2 separate regions of the Homo sapiens genome follow, and region 2 is linked to region 1. Evidence: chromatin contacts called from ENCODE Hi-C or POLR2A ChIA-PET data. All regions are on one chromosome and are shown on one strand. The core of a region is the stretch at or near the end of the contact, and the rest is flanking DNA. Distances in the headings are between cores, read along the strand shown.

Region 1 (5,388 bases), core at 1,457-3,956:
AGAAAGAGATAGATAGATTAATATATTTAAAATGACATCACCATTATCATCATGCCATTCTCTTTTGAGGCAGAAACAGTTGTTCCCACCTGCAGAGTCAGAGAACAGGCCAGGACACCTGACTTAAAAATTATGACCTCTGCTATGAACAGAAAACCAAAAGCACATTTTTATTGACCACATGTTGGGGTTAAGGCATGACCCAATGCCCAATCTTGTGCTGATGGCACTGGGGAAGGTGGGGGCACAATTGTAAAGAGGCTGCAGAGCTGAGATGAACTCAGGGGAGTCTGTTTGGTGGATGCAAAAGCCTGGAATGCAGAGCCCGGGGACCTGCCTTCATTTGAACGCTGGCTCTGTCACTGACCTTGGGCTCATCATCTACCTTGTCTCTGAGCCTCAATTTCACCTTGGTAAAAGAGGAATAATAACACCTACTCTTTCTATTTCATAATCCAAAAAAGAATGAAGTGGTCTCTGGGAAAACACTTTGGAAGTAAGGACTCTGCACATATAGGGGTTATTATTATTATTACATGAAACAATCACGTTTGTGGATGAAGGGATTTAGATTGGGTGGAGCTGGCCTTCCAGCAGATATTCAGGCCCAAGCAAAGCAGGCCTTTGGGTGATCTACTTCAGGGAAAGCAAAGAGGCCAGGTGGGCAGAGCTGAGGGAAGGAGTTGCTGACAGTGTGCTGGGGCTAGAGTTGGAGGGTTGTCAAAGCCTTGCCAATGAGTTGGGGCTTGTTGGAGCAGACAGTAGGGACCATTGCAGGTTCTTGAGCAGGAGAGACACCTGAAGAAGGTGGAGAGATAGCAAAAGTGGTATGTTGCCTCCTTAGGCTATTTTAGTTGGTAATAATAGGCTATTTCTAAGTCCAGTCAAGCACTATCACTTCCCACCCCAAAGCTGTTCTTGACTTTTCTGTAGGGACTTGCTTCTTCCTCTCGACTCTTACGGTTCTCTCCAGCTGGAGTGTATCTCTCTGGCAGCAGTTATACCAGCTCAAATCTTCCTGAAAACATCCATGATTTTCTGCCTGTATCCCCTGGTTTCCCAGCCCACAGAGGTTACCTCCCTCTTGGGGCTCCTGAGTTCCGTGACCTACTTATGGGGTTCTGTTCATGGAAGGCAGTGTTTCTCGGCCCTAGCTGCTCATTAGAAGACTGGTTTTTAAAATGTCTCCATGCACAGATTGTAACCCAGATCAACGACATTGTGATCTCTGGGGTGGAACCTAGGTATTGGGATGGTTTCTAAACATTCCAGGTAATTCCAATGTGCACATTGCGATTTGGGATCACAGGCCACCTCTGACAATCGGGCATCCTGCCTTGTGATTACTGCTTTCATGCGTGCACTTGGCATACCTGGAACACACTGGGGTGTGGGGAGAAAGCACTAGGATTTTGGTTTATATTTACTTTACATCCTATGCTTTTAAAATGTGCATGCTTTACAATCGACTTGATAGTAGAAGAGGTAATGATCATAACAGTCAGCAGCCGTTGAGCATGTACTGCAGCCAGGCTCTCATCCAAGCACTTGACACGAAAGTGCCAGAAAGCAGTCACACCAACATTCAAACACAGGATGGCTCCAGCAGCCACCTTTTATCCATCATGCCAATCTGTTCTCACAGTACACATGTGTAATTTAGAAACAAACAAAAATAGTAACATATAAATAAGATACAGATACCAGAGCGACCCGTGAAACATTTTTTGCTGATAAGGTTTCATGATCAAATAATCAGACTATGGTGGCCGACTATGAGTCCTCCAGGCCAGGTCTAAATCTCTCTCTTAGTTTTGTTCCTTCTGCCCAGCAGCTAGCAGAATCTGGGTTCTAATAAATGCTCAACAAATATCTGCCACTCCCACAAACATTTATTAAATGATAATCATAGCTAACGTTTATCAACATTGCCAATGTGCCAGAGACATCATACTTAATCTTCACAGAAGTCCTGTAAGGCTATGATTACACCTGCTTTGTGACACTGAGCAGCTAAGTAACTTGCTAGAGTCCAGAACCTGAACCCAGACTGTGGGACTGCACAGCTCATTCTCCCCCACTGGTGAGCAGGTCCACAGGGAGCAGCTTATGAAGGTGGTGGGGGAGAAGTGGATTTTAAAACATCAGGAAGGAGGCAGAGGTGGATCATTCACTCCCTGCAGGTGGTTCCTTCTGCCAAGAGTGACCTTCTCTATCCTTACCTACCCTCCTGCCCCAGCTCAAACGCATCTTCTCCTGGAAGCCTACAGAGGGTTCTGCCCCGTTCCTGCCTCATCTTCCCCACTGAACTTGGAACTCCTAGAGGGCAGGGTTGGGTCCTACTCAAGGGGCATCCACGGAGCTGGGTCAGCAAACATAACACTGGTCATCTGAGCCTGCGCCCGCCCTTCCTCCCAGGCCAGGGCGCCCCCACCCCCTGGGTTTTTCCTCCGTGGACGCCGCTTCCTTTTCCTTCTTTTCTCCCTCCTCCTTCTTCTCCTTCTTTTCCACGTGTCTTCTCCTCCCATCCTCTTTTCTCTCCATCCCCACCTCCCACTCCTTCCCACGCCCCATCTCCCCGACCCCCAGCACCCCGCGCCGCCCCCAACCCTGGGCCGGGCAGGTGCAATTCCTCAGGCGGCCTACAGAGGGCGATGTGCGCCGCCACTGGGCCGCGCCCCTCCGGCGCGCGCTTCCTGTGAGGTCAGGTGGGAGGAAACCGCCTGGAGCCGCCGGGAGTGGACGCCGCCGAGGCCCGGAGTCGCGCCTGCAGGTGAGTCGCCGCGCCGGGGAGGGAGCGCATCCCTCGCTGCAGCCCGGGCCGGGACTTGGAGCCGGTGTCGGGCTCCAGAGGCTGGGGCTGGCGGCCGGGGCAGCGTCCCTCCCGCCCCCGGCCCGGAATGTCAGGTGCGCCGCGGGCCGGGCGCGCGGGTGGCCCACCGGGCGGGGGCGCGATGACAAAGCACAAAGGGACTGCGCGCGACCACCATCCGCTCGGCCTGCGCCAGGGCCAGCGGGCTTCAGGAGGGGGACGCGCCTGTCCCGGGCTCCAGGCTACGGGCAAGACCACAGGGCTCCTGACCTTTTTCGGCATACATGTCACCAGTGCTATCTGGAATGTAGGTGGACACTGAGGCTCATCTCCTGAGAATGAATGGCCTTTACCCAGACTCAAGGGGAGGCGTGGAGGGGCCCCGCAGTCCAGGGGTCCGCGGAGTGGAGCCTTTCGAGGGCCACCGCAGCAACCCCCTCCCATATTTTGGGAAGGCTGGGCCCTGCGCCCGTTAGCCAAGGTTGGACTGGTGTTCCCTGCGAAGTGAGGGACAGGTGAGGGGCGTGCCCTCTGCAGCAAAGGTGTGCTCTTCCGAGGCGCATGATGGCTAGGATGGTCTGCCGCTACCAGGCAGTGGTTGTAAAGTAACCCCGAAGTGACCCTCATCTCCCTGGGTGTTCCTGGGGAAGGCCCAGGTGGTGACATTGACTCCCTGGGGGAGCAACACACTCGACCCATTTTTTAGTGGAAGGGAATTGGAACCCCACTGGGGATGCTGGTGCCCTGGACTCCCAGTTTAGTACCCAGGGAGGGCCCTAGAACCAGAGCTTCTGGCCTCGTGTTCCTTCTCTGCTGTCCGTAGGTGTGATCCCGGGCAGGCCACTTAAGTCTCCCTGTGCCTCCGCCTGTGCAATGGCCGCGCTAGTACCCTCCTCGGGGGAGTGTTGTGAGGCTTGAGTGAGGTGAGCCTTGCAGGATGGGCCTTCCACGGGGCGTGGGCCACAGCAGAGGCTCTAGTCCCAGTTGTGCTGTTGGCAGTGTAGTGATTGGCAGTAAAACTTCCTTTGCCAAGGATCTTTTTGATAGTTTTCCTGGTGGACTCAATGTCTGAAATCTTTTTGCCTGGCAAACAACTTGCCTTTATTTCTCCCCTTTTTGTTAATCAGACACAGCATCTACTCAGCGTGGGTCACCTCTGTGAACATCACTGACTGCAAGCCTCCCTCAATTTCTGGTAAATTTTTTCCTTCAAGCTTTTTGAGGTCAGGGGGAAAATCCTCCACAGATCTTCACGAGTCTGGTCCCAGATCACTAACAGCTAAAGGTTTTGTGGTGGGGAGAACTTCTGTGCCACTTGGCTTCCATTAGCCTGCCCACCCTGACCACACAATGCAGGTGCAGCCCATCAGGGACCCACAGCGCCTGGGAGGATGGTGCGGATCTTGGCCAATGGGGAAATCGTGCAGGATGACGACCCCCGAGTGAGGACCACTACCCAGCCACCAAGAGGTAGCATTCCTCGACAGGTAGGTACTCATTTCCTGTGGAGTGGGACAGATGGCCTCCTGTGTACTGGCTACTCCTAGCTTCCAGAAGTCTCTCTTGCTGGTCACTAACCTTTTCTAGCCTGAAGCCCTCTTTGCAGAGAGCTGGGGAAGATGCAGTGGCTTATTGTCTACCTCCCCAGATCTCCTTTCTCCAGGCGCCTCCCCAGACTTCACAGCCAAGAGCTCTCTCTCCTTTAACTTGGTTAGCAAACCTCACTGGAGCTAGCGTCTTTCTTTTAAGAGTGGGTTGGATGACAGAAGCTGGAGAGGAAGTGGAGGAGATGAGCCCTGGGCACAGAATAATCATTTTAAAGGGGTGGCTGGGCGCGGTGGCTCACACCTGTAATCCCAGCACTTTGGGAGGCTGAGGTGGGCGGATCAGGAGGCCAGGAGTTTGAGACCAGCCTGACCAACATGATGAAACCCCATCTCTACTAAAAATACAAAATTAGCCAGGTGTGGTGGTGCATGCCTGTAATCCCAGCTACTCAGGAGGCTGAGGCAGGAGAATCGCTTGAACCTGGGAGGCGGAGGTTGCAGTGAGCTGAGATCGCGCCATTGCACTCCAGCCTGGGTGACAGAGCGAGACTCCGTCTCAAAAAAAAAAAAAAAAAAAAAAAGAAAGGAGTGATGATGAGTATTAAAAATGCTGGCCCTAGAGCCATGCCCTGTAGTCCAACCTGCCTCAACCACTTCCTCTCTCCTCTGTCCTGGGCCTGATGTGAGGAATATAGACTGGCATGTTCTGTGCTCTGAGAGCTTGTGACTTGGTTGTTGGGATTCTTATGGGTGGCATGGGGGATTGCTGAGAAAGGAGGGTGTGACCCTGGGTGGCTGTAGGAAGGGCAGGATGCAGCCTAGAGAGGTTGATTCCTGGCTGGTGCGTCAACCCAATGATTCATTCATCTCTCTCTGTCTTCACATTCCAGAGCTTCTTCAACAGGGGCCATGGTGCTCCCCCAGGGGGTCCTGGCCCCCGCCAGCAGCAGGCAGGTGCCAGGCTGGGTGCTGCTCAGTCCCCCTTCAATGACCTCAACCGGCAGCTGGTGAACATGGGCTTTCCGCAGT
Region 2 (4,969 bases), core at 1,644-4,143, 520 kb after region 1:
GGGCCCTCCTTCAGGCTGCGCCCTTCGTCCTTTACCTTCATGGAAGTGCTCAGCGGGCACAGGGATGGGGACATCATCCAGGTCCTCCTCCAGGCTCACCACTGCTATGTCATAGGGACATGTCTCCTGAGTGGCAAATACCACACGGCCCCAGATGGCCACACTCCTGGGAGCAAGGGAAACAAATGACAGGCTAGCTTTCTGACTCCTCAGTACTTGGGAGAAATCAAGGAGCTGAGAGTGACAGTAAAAGTCAGAAGATCTGGGTATCAGCCCTGAATCGACCAGCAGGCAACTCTGGGCAAGTCATGTAACCATTCTGTGGTATCTCCAAAGGTGGTTGACAAACTGTGCTACTTCTCTAAAGCTTCCTGTACCTGAATAATCAACCTGACACTTAGTGAGCACTGTGGGCCAGGTTTGGTGTTAGTGTTTTGTGGACATCACTTTATTTAGTCTTCACGACCCTATAAACTAGGCACTGGCATTATCTCCATTTTAGGTGGTATAACTGAGGCCCAGAGACGCTCAGTAACATTCCCAACACCAAACAAAGTGGGAGGAGCCAAGGCAAACACAACACTTTCCTTCACTGCCTCGTTGATACCCACAACAATCCCGTCAGTTGGTGGGTCAGATATGACATGGTTTCACTCCTCTGGGTCCCTATTTACGTACACGCTAACACTTCTGTAGCACACGACGTGACAGGCTCCGTTCCACGACATTCAGCGTCAACTCCCGGGGAGGCAGCTTAGACAGGTTAAGTGACTTGCCCGGGATCAGACAGGGGCGTCCTACTACACACTCTGCAGGGGTAGCTTCCAACAGACCTGGCAGTCTCCTTAGGAGCAAGGGGCATGTGGGGGGAGTGGAAGGAATCTGGTGGGGGCCACACACCATAGGCAAACCTTCATCATCAGTCTTCCCTATAAAGTCATGGCTGTCCTATAGGCCACAGTGGGGACACCTATGGCAAAACTGGGCAGTGTTACCCACACCTGGCTAAGCTTGGGGATTCAGGAAGAGATTTGGAAAAGCCTGGGCTGCAAGGCTGGGCTGAACCATGTACAGCTGCGTGGGCCACCCCCCTACCTTCTGATTACGTAGAAACTCACGTTTCACTCAGACGGGAAGCTCTGGCTAAGCACTAAAAGATGGATAAAATTAACATACCCATCTCCTTACCCCAGGAGAGCACCATCCTGGGCCTCTGGGACCTTATCACTTTCAGAGGAGAAGCAGCAGGGTTAGGGAATCTCTGTTCAAAGGGCCAGAGAACCGAGGGGTATGGCGTGCAGGGCTATCAGACAGTGAAGCTGCCCAGAAGAAACTCAGCCTTTGAGGGGAGCTCAAAGATGCCCTGTTCCGGATTCAGGGTGTCCCACAGTACCCAAATCCAGAGCTGCTTCGAGCTTGACACCTTGCCCCAGATTCTCCCCACAGGGGTTCTGGGTATAAAGGATGAGGGGAGGGTTCCAGGTCTCTACCCACTACACGCCCAAAGCATCCGCGTGACACAAGAAAGGCCTGCACAATACTCAAGAGTATTAGGGCTGGACCCAGATCTGAGACCTGGAAAGGGATGAAGTGGCGTCAGCCCTGCGGGCTTACTTGGGGGTGGTGGAGCGCACCAGGACCCTGGCTGCTTCCCGAGGGGACACGTGCCGACAGGTCACTACAAGGCGGGGTGCCACAGCCACTCCGGAGCCCCATACGGTGCCGCACTCCACCAACACTGCCGCGGCTGCCCACAGGGGCCCGGAGTCTCGGAGGGGCAGACCCCACGGGACGCCCACCTCTGGCGGCAGAAGGGCGGCCAGGGCAGCGGTGCTGTGCGGCAGGCGGTGAAGCGCGTCGCGGGCGGCGCGGAAAAGGGGGGCGGCGGCGCAGAGCAGCGTGAAGCCCACCCATTCGCCGGCCTTCCAACAGAGCGGCGCCACCACCAGCGCCACCAGCGCCCCCGCGGGCCGCGCGGTGAACACGCCGCCGCCCTCGGTGCCGGGCAGGCAGCGTGCGTCGGTAAGCAGCAGTGGGCCGGCCACGTTGCTGAGCACCCCGCAGCTCAGCGTGTTGAGAAAGATGTCGGGGCAGAAGGCGCCGAAAGGGGAGCCGCAGACCAGCAATGGCGCACCCTTGGGCACGGCCCCGAGAGGCGACACCGCCATGGCTGGCCCGCGCTCCTCCTCCACCTCCTCCTGGCCTAGCCGCACGCCCAGCAGCGCAAACCAGCCCAGCGCTCTCAGTTGATCCGCCTCCTCGTCCTCCGACACTTCGTCATCCCGCGCCGCGCTCGAGAAGCGCCACTGTTCCGCTGCCTCGTCCCCGAAGAGGCGCGCGAAGTGGGCCCAGAAGGCCGGGCAGCTCAGCAGCAGCAGCAGCTCAGCAGGAAGCCGGGGCTGCAGGGGACGCCCGCGGGACGGGGCAGGTGGGCCGGGCTCGAGGCTCGCGCACTGGGGCGTGCACAGCCCTGGGCGGCCCCGCTCCGCGCCGCCCCCGGGACCCGCGGCCGTTGGGGCCCACTGCACGTGCAGGCGCAGGTCGTCCCTGCAACTGTCGCCAGGCAGGAAGACGGCGCCGGCCGCGGTCAGGACTTCGCTGCCAGCTCGCAGGAAGGGGACGAAGATGCCCCCGTGGCAAAGCACCAGGCCCGGGCTACGGCTCAGGATTACCCCGCTGCAGCTCCACGGGCCCGCCTCGGGCTGTCCGGCCCGGGAGGCGCTCACCATGCAGCCCGCCTGCTCGGCCGCCCTCATGGCAGACCCCCACTGCCTTCTCATGGCCTCTAGGCCGGACACTCGGGAGCTTCTCCGAGAAACAGCAAGCTAGCGAGCGAGGACCCCTACCCGGTCCGGCTGAAGCTGCCTAGCGCCACCCACAGCTGGAAGCGAGAGGCGCAAGCTCTGACTCACGTCTTCCTCATCGAGCCCGATTGGCTAAGCCCCAATTGACCCGACCCGATTGGCTGGGCTTGTACCGAGCTCTGATTGGCTTCCTATTCTGATTTTTTTTTTCCTTTCCCCGCCCTCGTTAGTTTGTCCAACCGGTGGGACATAATCTGCCCCATTCCCCCGGATGAGCCCCGGGGAGAGTAAGAGGAGTGCGGCGTCACGAGGAATCAGAGGAGAGGAGGGTGGGTCCCTTCAAGCCTAGTCTCGTTTGCTGGAATGTGGGAAAGGGAATAGAAATGAGCGCTGACGTGCCTAGATTTGCCCAGGCCACGACAGTACCTGTGAGCATCTGCCCAGGTCTAGGCGACCTTCAGCCTCTGACCCTTGGGATAATATGGACCAAGGAAATCCTTGGCCAATTCAGTGTTTTGAAAATTTAAAAGTAAACCCTATAGCAATCCACTAGGGGGCATGGAACTCTCAAGATTACTCCTAGGATTTTTTTTTGCTGCCAAAGCCCCAACACAAATCTCCGAGAAACTGGATTTGCTGTAAATTAAATTGCCCTTTAAATCGACTATGAACAGTAGCTGAAATCAAAAATTTTAATCATACAGGCCTATATTTTACAGTGTGCACATTTCACATAACATAACCACCAGCCAGGATTTATCTAGGCCAGGGTCCAAATACTTTCTGTAGAAGGCCAGAATGGAAACAGTTCCAGTTTGGGGGGACCATACAACTTGTCTCAAATAGTCAACTCTGCAGCTGTTGCATACAAAAGCTAAAGGAATGGCGGTGGCTGTGTCCCAATAAAAAGATACAGACATTGAAATTTTAATTTCATACAATTTTTTGTGTCCAAAAATAGCATTCTTTAAATATTTTTTCCAACCATTTAAATATGTAAAAACCTTTCTTTGCTCACAGGCCATACAAACACAGGCAGCAGGCCCGATTTGACCCACAAGGCATAGTTTACCATCTCTAGTGTACACTAACATAAACTGCTCTACTTTTCCAAAGAAGTACGCTTTAGGACAGAGGAGGATGAACGAGTATGTCGGGGAGTGGGGGGGCGCGGAGCTTCATGATACCCTCAATCAGTCACCACAAGCTAGACAGTTTACAAAGGTCTGCTTTATCACTGAATTGATAAAATACACATTATTTTTTATTTATTTATTTATTTTTTTGAGACGGAGTCTCGCTCTGTCGCCCAGGCTGGAGTGCAATGGTGCGATCTCCGCTCACTGCAAACTCCGCCTCCTGGGTTCACGCTATTCTCCTGCCTCAGCCTCCCCAGTCGCTGGGACTACAGGCGCCTGCCACCACGCCCAGCTAATTTTTTGTATTTTTAGTAGAGACGGGGTTTCACCGTGTTAGCCAGGATGGTCTCGATCTCCTGACCTTGTGATCCGCCCGCCTCGGCCTCCCAAAGTGCTGGGATTACAGGCGTGAGCCACCGTACCCGGCCATCATTAATTTTTATTAAGGTTACTGTATTGCTTACCATATACAATTGCTACTTAAATTCTCTAATCTTTCTGCCTGAATTCTTTAAATAAAGTTAACACTGCTTGGTATAACCCCAGCACAACACAGGATAATGCTCCCAGTACTCCCAGTGACACAAACCTGCTAGAGAAAGGAAAACGATTATCCATGATAGTATGAGGCAGGAATAAAATTAGGCCATCTTGCCATAGCAGGCGGTCTTCTTTTGGTTCTATGACACAGAAGGTGGCTTGATCACAGCACAATTTCTTTATCCCAACTTCCTAGCAATCAAAGAGTTTTTCTCTTGGTGGAGCACAGGGGCTCACACTTGGAATCCCAGCACGTTGGGAGGCTGAGGTAGGAGAATTTCCTGAGCCCAGGAGTTTGAGACCAGCCTGGGCAACATGATGAGACCTTAACTCTACAAAAATTTTGAAAACTAGCTGAGCACGGTGGTGCAACCCTGTGGTCCCAAGCTACTTGGGAGGCTGAGATGGGAGGATCACTTAAGCCCAGGAGGTCAAGGCTGCAGTGACCTATGTTCATACCACTGCACTCCAGCCTGGGCGACAGAG

What was found. Hi-C counts contacts between places; a loop is a spot of excess contacts on that map. ChIA-PET counts read pairs that join two places held with the same protein, here RNA polymerase II (POLR2A). Pooled maps may share reads with other maps.
Region 2: a loop to region 1 is called in a pooled map, with 7 times the contacts of the local background. The contact joins the promoter of TYSND1 here to the promoter of FAM241B in region 1. A Hi-C loop is called at or near these places in 7 of 50 pooled maps. POLR2A ChIA-PET finds 5 or more read pairs at or near these places in 3 of 52 experiments (CD4-positive, alpha-beta T cell, MCF 10A and activated CD4-positive, alpha-beta T cell).

Annotation. Positions count from the first base shown.
Region 1 is chr10:69,627,541-69,632,928 of GRCh38, forward strand. FAM241B (family with sequence similarity 241 member B) reads left to right here and starts at 2,707. Exons shown (of 4, transcript NM_145306.3): 1 at 2,707-2,773; 2 at 3,940-4,007; 3 at 4,169-4,299; 4 at 5,250-5,388. The coding sequence starts at 4,204. RefSeq lists an enhancer at 3,250-4,135.
Region 2 is chr10:70,143,807-70,148,775 of GRCh38, forward strand. It overlaps TYSND1 (trypsin like peroxisomal matrix peptidase 1), which reads right to left and starts at 2,894. Exons shown (of 4, transcript NM_173555.4): 1 at 1,615-2,894; 2 at 36-166. The coding sequence starts at 2,780. It overlaps SAR1A (secretion associated Ras related GTPase 1A), which reads right to left. Exons shown (of 7, transcript NM_020150.5): 7 at 3,483-4,969. RefSeq lists silencers at 1,796-2,025, 2,356-2,665 and an enhancer at 2,156-2,205.